Regions from separate parts of the Mus musculus genome. Here region 1 is linked to region 2. The links are chromatin loops, found by intact Hi-C in ENCODE. Cell type or tissue: left cerebral cortex. All regions are shown on one strand. Region 1 holds the start of Lgr5 (leucine rich repeat containing G protein coupled receptor 5). Region 2 overlaps Lgr5 (leucine rich repeat containing G protein coupled receptor 5).

Region 1 (5,000 bases), 120 kb after region 2:
AATGTGAGTAAATAAAAAATCCCCATGTACAGTGGTTCGCAACAGGTGGGCCGCAGCCCCACCGGCAAACCTCTGTCTCCGAAAGAATGTACACTACGATTCATAACAGTGGCAAAATTGCAGTTATGAAGTAGCAACAAAAATAATTTTGTGGTTGGGGGTCGCTACAGCACGAGAAACCATATTAAAGGGTCTCAGCCTTAGGAAGGTGGAGAAGCGCTCGGTTAGGAATTGACATCCGACGCAGAAATGTTCAGGTAATACTAGGGGGAACCAAAAGAGGGCGTCACTTACTCCTAAGTCTGCGGAGAAGCCCCTCGAGGTGTCAAACACAAATCTTCAACCCAGGGTGAAGGACATACCGCCACTGCTCCTGGAATTTTGTGCCGAGGAGGAGGAGGAGGAGGAGGAGGAGGAGGAGGAGGAGGAGGAGGAGGAGGAGGAGGAGGAGGAGGAGGATCAGGAAATCACGTTAAGAAGGACAGGCAGGTTCTTCACAGGACAGTTTCCTATATCCAGTCCTCACCTCTCCAGAAACGTGAGCCCTGAGAGGAGCCTACCAGTGTAGACACTCTGAGTTTAATGTTACGGAAGGCACAGAGAGCCCCTTTCCTTAGACACGGGGTGCAGAGTGTCATCAAGTAGCATCCTTCCTAATTGAATTCTAACTTTCAGAGATTGTCTATAGTGAGGGACAGAAAGCAGTGGCAGTAGGTGGCAGTAACTTCTGAGACAGAGAAGGCAGGATGCAATTAGATACATCTGATGTATATGGGAAATCGCGTTTAAAAAAAAAGAATTTTAGGCTTTTGGTAACATAAGCCCAACAAATGTTCATTCCTTCACGTGGGAGGAAAAAAAAAGTAAGCCGGACACTTCGTCAACGTGTTTGCATATTTTGTAATATGTTATATGATATGTTTGCAATGTGTGTGAGGGGGGCTGCTCACTGCACTTGTCTATAGTCAAATTTCCGCAGCGTTGGGGGTGGGGGTGGGGGATAGCGTAGTCCCTAAAAGAGAAATCACCAAGCTGATCTCAGAAACAAACTGGAGAACACATTATCCCTCGAATTACTGAAGTTAGCGGTTAAACTAGGGAGGCTGGGGGGAAGGGAAGCGTATTAAAGTCTGTGGTAAGACAGCTGTTCCGAAGGAAATGTAAATTCGGAGAGAACGCTTGTTTCCCAGAGCAGAATTCCATCCCTAAAAAAATTATCACCGCATGTAATGATTTCAACTGAAGGGAAACCCGGTGGGGAAAAATTATGTTCTATCCAGTCAAATAAGAGTGACCTGAATAGTTTCACGGAACACGGAGGTGCCCAACACGGAAACCTAGGAGGCTGGTCTCTTTCTTAAGTCACAATATCAAAACAGGTCGAACGATATTTTCTGTTGCTCATTGTCTCCAGAAGAAAAACAAAACAAAACAACCACTCACTGCCTAGCAGGGGAACATTGTGTAAGCCTGGTGTTTCTTCCCGCAAAACTCCTAACCAGAGGGGGGGAAAACCGAACTCACAACCATTTCAGTCAACTCCTGCCAAGGTAACATCAGAGAAAGCCGAAACTGGGAACACAGGGTTTGGAATGGGCTCGGCGAAATGTCTTGATTTTAAAAAAAATAAAGACCACAAATTTATTTCACCTCATAGTTAGGAGATCGGGTTACCTCAAGGTGGCCTGACCCTGGTCTCTGGGCCCCAAGGAACCGAGCTTCAGATTTGAAGGAGAGTCGGGAGGAGTACTTATCTCGGTCCCACAGAGATGAGTCGCTTCTGAGTCACCTCATCTAACCCACCACCTGTCACCCTCCCGCCTGGGCTTCTCAGAGACCACATTATTAAGGAACCGCAGCTTTGGTTCCACGGTCGGGGATTTGGACGCCATAGCAGGAGCAGAAAAGCTAGGACAATTCCCAGGGGCCGATAGAAAGCTCCAGGTCCCCCTTTGGATGTCAGCGGCGCCCCTGTTTACCCGCCCGGCTGCCTTCAGCCCACTTCCCTTAGCTGCGGCGGGGGAGGAGATGGTTAAAGATTACAATGTGGCCGGCGGCACTTCAAAGGGCGGTTCGGCCAGCCAAAGGTAAAGATAACGTTCTGGCAGCTCTAATCGGGGGTTTGTGGTTGCCACATTTTAATCACTTTGTTTAAAAAAAAAAAGGAAGAAAAAAAGAAAAGAGATTTCACCACACTCCAGTGTGTGGGGGGGGCGGTGTGTGCAGAGCAGCACCCCCCCGGGGGGGGGGTTGAAGAAGTTGTGTTTCTCTTGCAGGGAAAGTTTTTCAGCCCAGACGCAGAGGTCGCGCCTGTGAGCAATAGGACAGCCTGCCCTTGGGTCCCAGGTCCCTGAGCACAAACCCCCACTCAGCACACAAATGCGCACATTCGGAGGGACTGGTCCTGCGTCCTGCCAGGCGCGGCACTGCAAAGCAGCCTGCGCACCGGCTCTCTGCCCCAGTGCGCTTTAAGCTCCTTCTCCCAGGGTACAGAAAGCTAGGCTCTGCTCTGTCAGAGAGAGAGACACGTGCCTTTCTCTGGAGGCACAACAGGTCTGGTCAGAATGCCCTTGGCAAACTCGCCTGCCCCCTCCGGAGCAGGCGTGTGCCTGTGGGGAGCCCCAGCCGAGGTTTCCCACCTATACCCCATCCCTTTTGAGCTCGGTGCCCGCAGCGAGGCGGGGGGGGGGGTCACTTACAGGTAGGAGGTGAAGACGCTGAGGTTGGAGGGCAGCTCCGAGAGCCCCAGGTCCGAGCAGTCCACCCTGAGCAGCATCCTGCCATCCAGCTCACAGTGACAGTGTGATGGGCAGCCCCGCGGTATCGCATCTGGTCCCGGTGAGCTGCCGGCGGCCACCAACTGCAGCAGCGCCAGCAAGGACAGGAGCATGTGGACGCAGGAGGTGTCCATGGTGCCCGAGACTGGGAGCAGAGAGCAGGGAGCCTGTAGAGGGCAGCGCCGGGGCTGATGCAGAACCGAGGCGCTCCGGGCTCTTCTCCACCGGCTTCTGCAGCTCACCAGACGTCTGCAACCCCAATGGGCGTCTGCCGGGTCGTAGCCCCGTGGGGACCGCGCAGAGAATCGTGGTCCCACCGGCCTCGGGAGCCCTCTCTCTGAAGTCGCCGCAGTGGCTGTGAGCGTTGTTGCTGCTGCAGGCGGTCTGAGCTGTGTGCAGCAGCATCTCCGCTCGCACGCTCCTTTTTTAAAGCGCTCCAGCCAAATTGCGCGCCCAGTGACGTCAGCGCAGCCCTGCTTTCCAGGCACCCCGAGCCCGGCCTCGCTTTCCCTCCTCCCTCCCACCATCCCTGGACCCGGCTGCGCGGGCGGCTGGCAGCCTGAGGTCTTGGGGAGTGCTGGGCGCTTCCAATGGGTGGGTACCTGCACCCAGCGTCCCGGGCCCGGCAGGGGTCCCCCACCTGCACCCATCCTCTACAGTTCCTGGGTACCCGCGACTGAGATGTGAAAGCTAAAGGGGACTTGCTTCAAAACAACCTAAGGGGACACTTAGGGACTGAAAGATAACACAGGCTTTCTCTGGTCCATGTCAGATAACCTAGGGGGATGCATGCAGTGCTTGTTAAAAGGACCAAAATCTGATCCGAAAGATTGGCATCACAGAAGGAGAGCAGGAGTCCCCCGGGAAGATGGGTGGCCTTTTTGATCCTTCCATCAGGGCGCTGTCTGGCTCCCTCTTGCTCAACTATCAAAGCCTCAAAGAAATCGCTAAACAAATAAAACTAGTAAGCTGGTACTCCAGGGTCCTCCCAATTCACCCTGGACCAGGGAAGCAAACTGGCTTTAAAAAGGCAGCGGCCTCGGGGTGGGGGTGATATTCTCACGCTGTTCACTTGTGGAGGGATCTTAAAACCAAGAGCCACCCCACTCAGGTGAGTCTCCTAGGCCTCCTTTCAGACACCTTGGAAGAACACTAATGAAAGAAGGAAGTTCTTACACACCAACAGGGAATTCTGCTGGGAAAAAGGATGAGAAGAAAGAAGAACCTGAAGATTTGGTTCTCCCTCCCCCCCTCCATTCTTCTCTCCCTCCCTCTCACTCTCCCTCCCTCCCACCCTCCCTCCCTCCTCTTCCCTTTTTCCCTCCCCCCCTTTTGGAACTAGACCTCAGTGAAGTAAAAGTCGACCACACCTGAGCGAACAGCTGTGGATTTCAGGCCAAGCCTACTTTGCCAACTTTCCCCTCTGGACCACAGGAAGTCCGGTAGCCCTTTGGCATTCAAGTCCACCTAGATTTGATTCTTAGTCTGTCCAGTGGAATTTATCTGAGAAACTGAATTTTAAAAGCAGGAAGACTTTCCTTTATGTGACATATTTATCACCTTTTAGTCCTAGGAGTGGTTCCTAAACTTGCCTCTTCACCTGCCTGATATAGCCATATACGGATACATGCATATTTATGAACTTATATTATTTCATTTGAACCTATAGTCCGAGTATGGATTTTTGTTGGGTGAGGCCTGTTTTCAGTAAGTTTGTGTTTCTCCTTGATAAGGTTTGGGGGACGGACACACACACATGCACACACACACACACACACACACACACACACTTGCAGAGCGCAGTCATGGTCTTTCTCATCTTATTCATTTATTAAGGGAAGAAATCACAGCCTAGGATCTGGGAAGAGTAGTTCCATGGAGAACCATGCCATGAGTTAGACTTGGTTTCTGGGAAGCCAATGCATTCCCCTCACTGTGTTCTTTCCCTTACCTCCTCTCTCATTCACAATACACCCACTGCGCCTGTCCTCTGCCCACTCTCACTGGTTTTTGTCTTTTTCAGCCATTCCATCCACACTTAGACAATGCTGACTCATTACCTATTTTCCTTCCATTTAAAAAAATGGAACTGGAGACTCTCACTCTTTCTGTGGATTGCATGGGTACCTGTAGGGATACAATCGGAGATGTCTGCAGTGTCCTAGACCTTAGTTACCTTTCTTTACTCAAGGATCATTTATCTCAAGTGTTTAATCAACTTTA
Region 2 (5,000 bases):
TAATGCGTGTTCTGGGAGGAGCTAAGGGTCTGCTCAAATACTCACAGACTCTCCAGGGTGGCAGTTCCTGTCAAGTGAGGAAATTCAGTAATGTGCGAGGCACCATTCAAAGTCCTAGGAGAAATGTGTAATTGTTATTTGGAGAAGATTCTAGAAAGGGCTCACTTTTACTACCATTTTTTCCCCCAAAGCACTCATTTGGTCTTCTCAGCAATACTACAGGTTGAGCAGAGGCAGCTTTAAGAGAATAGACACTTACAGTGTTCTTAGTTCAGGCAAATGCTGAAAAGCAGATACTCCAACAAATTGGATGGGGTTGTCATAGAAGTGTCTGAAAAATCCAAACACCAATGTGTTATAAGAAAGCTGATGGTCAAGAGAATAGATATTTCAACATATCTTCTAATGTGAATCTGTGTTTTTTTACTGATTTTTTTTTCTTTTTTACTGGTTACCGTACATCCCGGTTACTCAGTTTCAAGTGAACATTGAAAGTGTCTCCACTCACACTTCAAGATCGATCATTTATTCATTCCTTCACCCATTTGCTTGTTTCTCTGTGTGTGCATGGACTCCAGTGCTTGCCACAGTGTGTATGAGTGTGCGGACAACTTGTGGAAGTGAGTTCTTTCTGTGTAAGAGGATAAGTTCTGGATCTGGGCTCCCAACATCTAACTCAAGTTCTTAGGCTGGGAGAAAAGGGCCTCTGCCCACTGAGCCGTCTCATTGGTTTGCTTTCTGAGATTTTGCATAAGGAATCTTTACTATATAAAATTTAAAGGGGAGAGACTTTGGGGGAGGAGGAGGAGGGAGAGGAGGAAGAGGAGGAAGAGGAGGAGGAGAGTTAGAGCAAAGAAAAATAACAATGTGTGAAGATGCCATGATGAAACCCACACTTTGTAAGCCTCCCTCCAAGATTAATAAAAACAAAAAAATTAACATTTGCATAGCAGGGCTTGTATGAATAATAGTTATGAAGTTGAAAAGTGCATTAATTAACTAACTGCACATAAAGACTTTGCCTCAACACTTTCAATACTCAACAAAGAAATAATTCTAGTTGCAATTCAGTCTATCTATCTATCTATCTATCTATCTATCTATCTATCTATCTATCTATCTATCTATCTTCTATCTTCTATCTTGTGTCTATTATCTATCTATCACATTTATCTATGTATTATCTATCTACCTATCATTTATCACTATCTCTATATTTACAGAAGGTTTTATTGTGATTAAATATAATTACCATAACATCTACAAAGCACTCCACATAACTGAGAAGAAGTGGGGTTTATCTAGTGTAAGAAATTTCTTAAATTAGTTATGAATCTAAAACGGGAGACATCATTAAAACTTAAGAACATTTTGTTTTATAGACCTTTTAATGTAATCAAAACTTAGCTGAACTGCTTTGTTAGTGGAGCCCTACACAGATCTCATAGCTGAGGCATGGGGGTAGCTCAATTAAATACAACAAACCCATGTTCAAACTGTGAAGTAGTGATTGCAGTGATTTGAAGATTTGTTCAATAAAGAAGCTATCACTGGAAAACATTCTAAATGATGGAGGTTCAAGAGGAACTGATAAAATATTCTTCCAGAAGCCTGGCACCAGCTGGAGTCAGACAAGCAACAGCACATCTCTTGTCTGACAAAGCAGTTGATCTGTGCAACGACTGTGATCGACGGCATAGACACAACTGTCTTCATTCTCCAGTGAGAAAATGGAGGCTCAGCTATCCAAGAAAGCTCATAGCCTCCCAGATCCTCAATTTAAGCTTAGAGAGTAATGAGCTTGGTCACAGGCTTTGGCTAACAACTGGAAAAGCTAACGCACGCATGACGGCTCACACAGTACCCTGGCACGTTTGTTACCTAGCACACCCGAGTGCTCTCCACCTTACCACTCACCTCTTCCTTTCCCTTGGGATTAGACAATCATTGAAAGAACTGCAATGGGGCAGGGGAAACCTGGGTTGCATGTGATCAAGATACAGGGCATATGTGCATGGACTTCTCGAAGAATAAGTGAAAGAATTTAAAAAAGAGTGGCTTGATGACTTCAAATGGAATTCTCATAGCACATCTTCCTTGACTATACTATATACTTATATGCACATAATTAAACTGGTACACATGTGTAGATATGTACACACTGGGAAGGTATGAATACATGTGCTTGCATGTCTACTGCAGAATATCACCACGACTGTGAAAAGGTCCCGGGTTCTCTGGAGGCAGCTCTCTCATTTGTTGGGGGGCAGGCAAAAAGAAAAATCTATGAAATTCCATTTGAGACACATATGAAAGACAGAATTCCAATCATCCTCGTGCGGGGATGGAATCTTTGTGCTAGCTTAGTTAGCTGGGTTATGGCCTTGTCAGAGAGAGCTTTGGGGAAGTAGGTTAGGAAGGTTGGCTGTGGAAGACTGTGGATGTCAGGGTACAGAGCTTGCATCCTGGATGTCTGTTCCATAGCAACAGAGTAGCAAGGAGGATGCAGCTTCAAGCATCCCTGATGATGGCGGAGACAGGGAGGCCAGACGCCTCTGCGCTGGTAAAGAGCAAGAAGGCATGGCTAACAGGAGGTGGTGAAGTAAGAACAAAAAGAAGGCATTTTGGGTTGGAGATCGAAGAGGCAGAAATGAGGGCTGGGTCACCAGATGACAGGGCTTGGAGCAAAAACACACACAGAGATGGCTGAGTTGGGTTGGAAAGGAAGCCGGTGACAAGAGATGGAAACTCAGTGTGAGGAGAGCAGAGGGAGGGGAGAAAGTGCATCCCTGTGGAAAGTGGAGAGGGCTCCAAAGGCTGGGAGGGCTGCTCCTCCTGACTCATTAACATGCCAAAGGACTGATTAAACACCACTCGTGGGCTGAAAGGAAGAGCGGGCCAAGTCCACTAATCTTTTAGTATGCAAATGCTCTCTAATGAGGACTAATGTTTATTCCGCAATAGAATGCAAAGCCTTTAGTTTGCCAAAATATTGCCAGCGCATTTCAGAGGTGATGAATGGTGCTGTTTGCTTGTGTGTTCGAACCCTCCTCCCCCACAGTAGTCAAGGCTAAGTGGGGGGTTGCAGCTCATTTGTGACAAATGACACATCGTTTCCGAAAGCCTCTTCTACCAAGTTAGCACAGGAAGAATCCCTGCCAAGCCGTACAACGGTTGCCTTTATTTACATTCTCTATGTAGATCTCACTAAGGCCAATATGATTCCCTAAACCTACCTTGGACATACATCTTTTATCTAGGAGCCAACCAAATAATTACACTTTTTTTTTAATGTTGATGCCTAATAAATGTTCTATCTGTGCTGAGTGTGAAACATTATTGATACTCTGTGATTATAAATCTATTTTATTTTTATACTATATGAGTCCTTGTATTTTCCTTTCTAGAATAAACCCACCGTTCTAGAATTGCATCATAATTTTGTTTAGATTCAACTCAAGGGTAGGGCTTGTGAACAAACAGGCAGTGAACATAAATCGATATTCCTTCCGTTAAACACTCACGGCAGCAGTTTAAGCCAGAGACAAACTGTTTGCAACAGCTTCCTTTCTGTATATAATAATTTATTTTTCTAGAGTACTTGGGTTGAATTCTTGAATGACTAAGTGATCTAGCATTGGATGTTTGTTTTTTAAAGATCTATTTATTATTTTATGTATATGAGTACACTGTAGCTGTACAGATGGTTGTGAGCCTTCATGTGGTTGTTGAGAATTGAAGTTTAGGGCCGAAGTTTTGCTCTGGCACAAAGACTTATTCAATATTATAAATAGGTATACATTGTAGCTGTCTTCAGACATACCAGAAGAGGGCGTCAAGATCTCATTATGGGTGGTTGTGAGCCACCATGTGGTTGCTGGGATTTGAACTCAGGACCTTCAGAGGAGCTGTCAGTGCTTTTACCCACTGAGCCATCTCGGCAGCCCACATTGGATGTTCTAAAATCAGTTTTATTCATTAGAAAATATACGTAAGCAAAAGCCCTTGTAAGATTAGCCTGGTGATAGCATCTGTAAGGTAAGGGGCACCACAGATCCTAAAAGAGCAATCTTCAGTACCATTTCAGTGTGTAGTTGAAACCTGATGAAATATATCAATGTTGGCACTTCTCTATAGATTTCTGCATAGACTGTGACAAAATGCAGGCGAACACATAACATTAATTGCATTATATTTAAAGGCACAACATATTTAAAACTGTTCTATGTCAGGAAGGACACGTAAACGGAGCGCAAAGGCCACTTACATTGTGATAAGAGAAGGGTTGCCTACGAACGCTCGCTCCGGTATTGACCTGATGTTGTTGCTGTGGAATCCTCTAGAAAGAGAGACAAATGTTATAGAAAGTCTTGTGTGTGTGTGTGTGTGTGTGTGTGTGTGTGTGTGTGTGTGTGTGTGTGTGTGTGTTATTTACTAGCCCTCTTTGCCCTAATATGTAACCATAATCAGCGTCTTTAGTACCAGAGCACAGGTCACGCCTCCCTGCATCATGAACTGCGTGTGTCCTCATTTACCGCAGAGAGGGAAAGGGACTCCCATGCTCCAGGCTTGAAAGAGGGAGAGAGGCTGTGCAAATCCCAAGTGTGCTTTATGGAAACAGGATATTACGCTATAAAAGGAAAATCGTTTTGTTGATATCCAGTAAAGAATTGTCGCTTAACAGCTTGAGCGGTGGGAGCCTTCTTCGGAGAGCTTAAGATCACTCCCAGTTAGGGGCTGGGAGAAGGCAAAATTGACTTCAGCTGCAGTGAAGTAGAGATTTCAGGAATCTTTTTTTTAAGAGGAAAAGGATTAGTGGGTCTGTAATAACAAATCGATTTCCCCGTTGGGGCAAATGTAGTCGGAATGACAGCGAGGCAGATTCAGCGATCTTTGGGTTTTCTGTGACTGTACGCATGCGCAGCATGACAAGGCTGCCTCCCTCTGTCAGTTCGCTACCCAGCTGATACATATGTGATTCTCTGAGGTGGAACCCACAA

Evidence for each region. Hi-C counts contacts between places; a loop is a spot of excess contacts. Peaks named below come from ENCODE experiments on the same cell type or tissue, not always from the same donor. Only the 100,000 strongest peaks of a DNase experiment are listed, where the experiment ranks them.
Region 1: a loop joins it to region 2, with 2.1 times the contacts of the local background. A loop is called at or near these places in 5 of 42 quality-filtered maps.

What each region holds. Positions count from the first base shown.
Region 1 is chr10:115,584,583-115,589,582 of GRCm38, forward strand. It overlaps Lgr5 (leucine rich repeat containing G protein coupled receptor 5), which reads right to left and starts at 3,198. Exons shown (of 18, transcript NM_010195.2): 1 at 2,700-3,198. The coding sequence starts at 2,911. In left cerebral cortex, a CTCF peak has its summit at 2,955 (motif pointing right); DNase peaks (open chromatin) are centred at 749, 1,245, 1,513, 1,821 and 3 more places; H3K4me3 peaks cover 2,437 bases.
Region 2 is chr10:115,466,297-115,471,296 of GRCm38, forward strand. It overlaps Lgr5 (leucine rich repeat containing G protein coupled receptor 5), which reads right to left. Exons shown (of 18, transcript NM_010195.2): 8 at 4,268-4,339; 9 at 260-331; 10 at 46-114. Among named protein-coding and RNA genes, the nearest start is that of Zfc3h1, 84 kb to the left of the region's middle. In left cerebral cortex, no CTCF peak of the experiment used is centred here; DNase peaks (open chromatin) are centred at 2,943 and 4,892; H3K4me3 peaks cover 477 bases.